2 separate regions of the Homo sapiens genome follow, and region 1 is linked to region 2. Evidence: chromatin loops called from intact Hi-C (ENCODE). Cell type or tissue: testis. All regions are shown on one strand. Each heading gives the region's core, and the rest is flanking DNA. Links, peaks and the distances in the headings are about the cores only. Region 1 overlaps TUB-AS1 (TUB antisense RNA 1). Region 2 has its middle 2.6 kb from the start of CASC23.

Evidence for each region. A loop is a pair of places that touch in the nucleus more often than their neighbours do. Peaks named below come from ENCODE experiments on the same cell type or tissue, not always from the same donor. Only the 100,000 strongest peaks of a DNase experiment are listed, where the experiment ranks them.
Region 1: it touches region 2 in a loop (4-fold over the local background); 66 of 110 quality-filtered maps call a loop at or near these places.

Annotation. Positions count from the first base shown.
Region 1 is chr11:8,068,875-8,071,781 of GRCh38, forward strand. TUB-AS1 (TUB antisense RNA 1) reads left to right here. Exons shown (of 3, transcript NR_120538.1): 3 at 1-499. It also overlaps a transcript of TUB not described here. Among named protein-coding and RNA genes, the nearest start is that of TUB-AS1, 10 kb to the left of the region's middle. In testis, for the core only: a CTCF peak has its summit at 1,769; no DNase peak of the experiment used is centred there; H3K27ac peaks cover 359 bases.
Region 2 is chr11:8,017,653-8,020,559 of GRCh38, forward strand. It overlaps a transcript of TUB not described here. Among named protein-coding and RNA genes, the nearest start is that of CASC23, 2.6 kb to the left of the region's middle. RefSeq lists a silencer at 1,545-1,614. In testis, for the core only: no CTCF peak of the experiment used is centred there; DNase peaks (open chromatin) are centred at 929, 1,369, 1,887 and 2,274; H3K4me3 peaks cover 1,982 bases; H3K27ac peaks cover 2,057 bases.

The sequences.
Region 1 (2,907 bases), core at 311-2,810, 51 kb after region 2:
GGTGCAGTGCGAGCCTCAGTACTGAAATGAACAGGGCCGGCCTACGAGGTCACTCCGCGATTTGGGGCAGGAAAGATCTGAGTTTCTTTCTGCACTCCCGTCGAGTCCTGCTGTAGAAACCACAAATGGGGAATGATCGTTGAATCCCAGAAGACTGAGCAGGAAGGGCCGCTGCAGGTCATCTGTGTTAATTCTTTATCTTTGAAATGTTGGAGTGAGGCCCAGAAATGAGAAAGACCTAGCCCACGATCACTCCACAGGGAGGAGTTGTGGTTGGAATTCAGACCCCTGGCTTCTAGCCCAGTGTGCTTTCTGCTTTGCTGAACCATTCCATCTTTGCTTTTTCTCTACACAAACCACCTACTACAATAACAACAATTGCTTATGCTGAAAATCAGCCCAGTCTCATAGCTCTGGAACCTCTCTTTGTCCCCTTCCAGATAACCACAGGACACTTTATTTTACACTTTTGTCATAATGATTTTACACTCTCATTTTTAAATTTAGTATTCTTTGTATTCTTTCGGGGGGGGGGGGTAATTAACCCTAAATTCTTGTAGAGAAATTAAGTTCTTAGAGTAGATTTCTGGGTTGCTTGTTTTCTTCCATTGACGTTTCACATGACATTCCTGTCCACCGTCACACTGCTTCAGTTGTTGCAGATGTGTATTTTCCTATCTAATGGGATTGGTGCTCCTCTCATTAGCCGTCATCAGAAATGTCTTTTATTTTCCTATCTAATGGGATTGGCGCTCCTCTCATTAGCCGTCATCGGAAATGTCTTTGCTTTTCTTACCTGTTTTGTTTGTTTTTGTTTTTTGCTGTTGTTTTTTTTTCCTTCCAGATAATCTATACCTGGGTTATCTAGAGGAATTAGGGGCAGACGAGTAGCTTATCCCAGTCTGCCCTAATCATGGGCATCCACACAGGTCAGCTGAATTGGCCACTCTTAATTCATGGCTCTGAAAATGGTAAAAACGGCCATTGATTGAGAGAAACAGGCAAAAAAGAGAGTAGTGGGGGCACCAATGCCCTGACTACCCCAAACTCTCACTGCTGCCCACTAATCTGCCATCCTGGGATGTGGGGCAGGATGGCCGCACCGTGTGGGCATGCTCTCACGGGAAAATGGAGGTGGTGTTGCTGATCGACACTAGCCAGCGAGGCAACATGGCCACACTGGCTTTCTTATCACAGAGCCCACGTTCACAAACCATCTTGGGGCTCGCCCTCCTTTCCTTAAATCATCACCACAGGGAAGCATAAAAAAATCTCTGTACATTATCAAGTTTCAGAATCCCCTTGGAATTTTGCTTTGAACTAAATGAAGTCTCATTTAGGAAGAATGACTGTCTTTAAAACAGTCTTCCTATCATATAGAAATACATTAGGAATCTCCATTTCTTCAAGTTCTTTTTATAAATCTCAGTTGCATTTTATAATCTTCTTTATATGAATCACAAATCAGTCTCATTGGTATTATTTTAAAACTTTTCATATGTAGTCTTGTACCACTGTAAATGAGATCTTTTTCATTCTCATTTTGCAAATGATAATTTTTTTATAGAAATGTTCTTGGCTATTTTTCCATCTTTTTATCTGGCAACTTTACTCAACTTTCTGATTCTGGGGGTTTTCTTGTTGATTCCCTTACATTTTCTCAGGTCCAGTACAGTAATCATGTGCAATAATATAAACCATGAGTCCTTTCTAACATAGTAGACTAATAACTGTTCATCAATGCCCCCCTCAGGAACTTTAAAGAAATACAAGTAGTTGGGCCCTCCTCGGTCCCCACTGAACCATAACTTCAGTCTCAGCCATAGGGCTTTGGCTTGCGGGGCAGGGATGGGAAGTGGATTCCAGACCCAAAAGTCTGCAAAGGTGGAGAAAGCCTGGCTTCTCTAAAAGCATACCAGTATAGCTACAGACCAGAAACTTCATTGCTTTGTAGGAACTTTTTAAAATTTTGGTCTGTGAGCAAGGGAAGTGAGTGAAGGATTTGAAGCAGCAGGTGCAAGGATAGATTTGCATTATGAAAAAATCACTCTCACTGCCATGTGAGAACAGACTGCAGGGGGGCTGGAGGGAAAGGGGGTGCAGATCATTATGTAACCACAGCTAACTCTTACCGCCTGTTTTAAGTGGTTTATATATATTAACTATTAAGTCCCCAGGACAGCCCAAGGCATACAGGTGGTTCATGGCAGAGCACATTTGAATTGTTCCTAAGCACTCATCACCTCGACTCTTTTTCACGGAGAGGGTGGGAGGGACTTCAGACCCACTTACGGAGTGCATCCTGCGCTGCCATCTGTCTTCTGGGTGTGTGACTGGGTGAGGGTGGGTCTGTACTCACCGTGCCTTTTTCATAGGGGTAGGTCTAGCCTGAGTGTTCTGTACACTGCTCTCCCAGGGAAGTGGGAGCGGGAGGTGAGAAATGTGTATCCTTTTAACATAAATTATCAGATGGGGCCCATGATGATGGAGCTCTAGTGATGTTGGGTGCCTTGGACCTTATCTAATCCAACCCCCTCATCTTATACACTGACACACTAAGGCCAAGGAAATTGGGAAGGCACTTCTTTATGGTCATATAGGAGGCTGGGGACTTAGGCCTAAACTTGGGATTCCTGACATCCAAGACACTAATGGTGTTTTTAGATCAAGTGAGAACATGGGCCTACAACATCAGCAAATGTCTGGTCACCTGTAAGGAGCAAGGGAAGTTTTATATGAGATTCATGTCCTTCACCAAACCGCTTCAGTTGTCTGTCAGAGCCAGGAGGATGGGGTGGAATACAGTTCAGAATAGGCAGGCTGAGATGCAGATATGGGGAGCCACAGCATGACAGAGAGAGCTGGGGTGTGTGCGGTGCAGGGCCAGGAGGCTGGGGCCAAGCAGAG
Region 2 (2,907 bases), core at 116-2,615:
AGTAACAGTGTCTACCTGGTACATAAAGCATTTTGCTCAGTACCTGGCCCTTGGTAAATATTGGTTAATGATGCGTTTGGGTAGCTCTATGAGCAAGTTGGGTACTTCAGTGGTTATAGAGATGGCTGTATTGCACAGAAATGGTAAACTTAAAAGCTATAAGGACCAAGCAAGTCATGTAAGAGAAAAGCTGGCCAGCTAGGGCCAGAGGCTTATAGAACAACATATTCCCTGCTCCCGGTGCAGAGGACAGCCACTACTGCGCTCTATGCCTGCCATGCTGAAGACAGGCCCAGCACTGGCAGACATTCTTAGTTTTCAAGAGAGGATAAAAAGCTAGATCTATTAAATCTCCCAATTTTTAAGTGTTGTCCATTTATTCAGTGAAAAGCATTTTTTCCCTGTGATTGTGGGCTGGATGCAACAGGTGCACTGCCAGTTGCAACCTCTGTAACCCATAGGGTTAGCTCTAGTTCACAGGAGTTGTCAGGATCCTTGGATTAGCGTAGCGCAAACCCTACCTCCCCCTCCTCGCGCTCCAGCCTCCTGGCACCTCCACCCCACCCTGACCCTGGCGTGAAGTTAGCCAGCCACCCCACAGCAACTGCCCGAAAGGTCCTTCTTAGGCTCTTGTGACCTCTGCAAGAAGATTATACCTGTAAATCCCTAAAGCCATCAGCCTAAGATGGGGGATGGGAAGGGACTGGGGGCCCGGGGCAGACAAGAAGGCGCGAGCTGGCTCTCCCTGCCCCACCCCTCCCCACCCCGCCCCACCCAGGCGGGCTTTCTCGCCATAGCCTTCCCTGGGTCACTGTCAGACAAGCTCTTCCCTGGCTGAGCCAAGACACTTGGACTTTTTCCAAAGGATTTTTAGTAGTAATGAAGAGAAAGCACAAGGGACATAAACAGAACAAGGTGGCCTAGAAATGGGAGTGTTTACAGAGCTTGGTCTTCGGAACCCAAGAGGGCCGTAATAGACCAGATAGCAGGGCCGAGGGAATCCACCCGGGAGAGAGGGAGGGAGTAGTGGATTTCCATTCTCAGTAAGGAGGGAGGCAGTTGGAAGAGAGGAGGGGACGGTGGTTTCAAGACTTCCACCCTGGGGAAGAAGGGACGGGGAGACGGCGGGAATCTAGGAAATTGGGGGATGGCTATTTCCATTCCTGAGAAGGGGGGAACTTGATTGTGGGAGGTTGGCTGAAGACTCCCACGCCGGAAAGGAGGGCGCCTCTGCGGAAGGGCCCCGAGTGGCGACAGCGGATCCGGGACTCCCAAGCAAGCAGGAGCCGGAGCAGCCTCTTAGCAACCCCTGTCCCGGGAAGGTTTGAAAGCAGCGGTGCCCTAGTGACGCCGGAAAAGATGGAGCGGTTGTCATGGCGACGCGGAGCACACCTCGGAAATAAATAAATAAGCGCCCAGGCTGCCGCAGCCGCGCCCCCGCGGGACCCGAGCGAGGGGGAGGGGGCCTCACGGGCCCGGGTCCCCGCAGTCGCGCGTCCCCGCCATTGGCAGAGCCGGAGGGGGTCACCCCCCGGGGGGCGAATGGTACAGTCCTCCGCCCGCGCCTCGGCCGGGCCCGCAGCCTGCGAGCCAGCCCCAAGCCCAGCGCCGCCGCCGCCCGCGGAGCCCCGAGCGGAGCCGGAGGCGGCGATGGAGGGAGTCAGCAGCCACCGGACCCTGTCTTACAGCCGCTGGAGCTATGACAGGTAGGGCGCCCGAAGGGTGGCCCTGCGTGAGCGCCTGCTGACCCTCGATCTCCTGCGGGAGAAGCGGGCCTCCGGGGGCTAGGACTGGCGCGAGCGCCCGACCCCCAGGGTGGGCTTGGGCACCCGGACCCTCGGGCATCCGGGACCCAGAGCCTCGGGTACGGCGCAGCGGAGCTCCAGCGAGGGTAGTGTCCCCACACCCACGGGGCAGAGCTGTCGGAGGAGGGCACGCGGCCACTGGGACTAGCGAGCTGGCACCTCTGCCCCCACCCCAGCTGCCCCGCCAGGGTCGCTCCGCCGGGGGACCCCGAGAAAGGGCGCGGAGGGGGCGCCGGGAGGGGCGGGGCAGGGGCCGGGGTGGGCCCCTGGCGGGCGGGGCGAGGAGGGGGCGCCTTCGGCTCTGGGATGCGCCCGCCGGCGTCTGCGCCCCGCCGGCCCTCCGCAGGGACCGAGGCTGGCCCCGGGCGGAGTGTCCCGCTGGCTGCCGGGGACCCGCGAGTCGCTGCCTGTTCCGCGGGGCGAGATGGCAGCCTGGGCCGGCTGTCTGGGCGCAGGAGCGGCGCTCTCGAGTTGCCAGGCTCCGCGCCCGCCCCGCGGGGATGGCGAGCGGCTGCCGGCGTGGGCGGTTTGGAGCTGCGCTCCCCACGCACTCGTCCTGGAGGAAGGAGTCATCCTCCCAGGCGAAATGAAAAAAATAAGAACGGAGTGAGTTGGTCATAAAGCCGAGTACATTTATTCCTAGGTTATGCCTGTTCTACCTTTTGTTGGTGTGTTAAATGCCACCCTTGTATTTAAAATGAAACCATGATGATAGTAGATAGTAGTTTGTTTGTTTGTTGTTTTTAAGTTTCGTAACCCCAAGTCCATCTGCAGAATTCTGGAGTTAAATTTCCTGACCCATGACCCTAGATGGTGAGGGCTGGAAGACAAACTTCATTTACTGGGCTGCTCTCATCTCCGTGAAGTCCTGCTTCCTGTGCTCTCCTTCCCTTAACTCTGCCAAAAACCTCCCTGCATCTTCGACAGCCCTTGTTTGCCTAGATTCAGAGGAACAGGTGTCCCTCCTGCCTAAGGCTAGTTTGCCTAGGACCCCTCCTCACCTTCCCTGAGTCTCGCCCCGTATTAATCCCATCTGTCTCCTCCATCTGCACCTTCGCCTCTTTACTAGTGATCTCTCTTCAGCCTGTAAACTTATTCACCT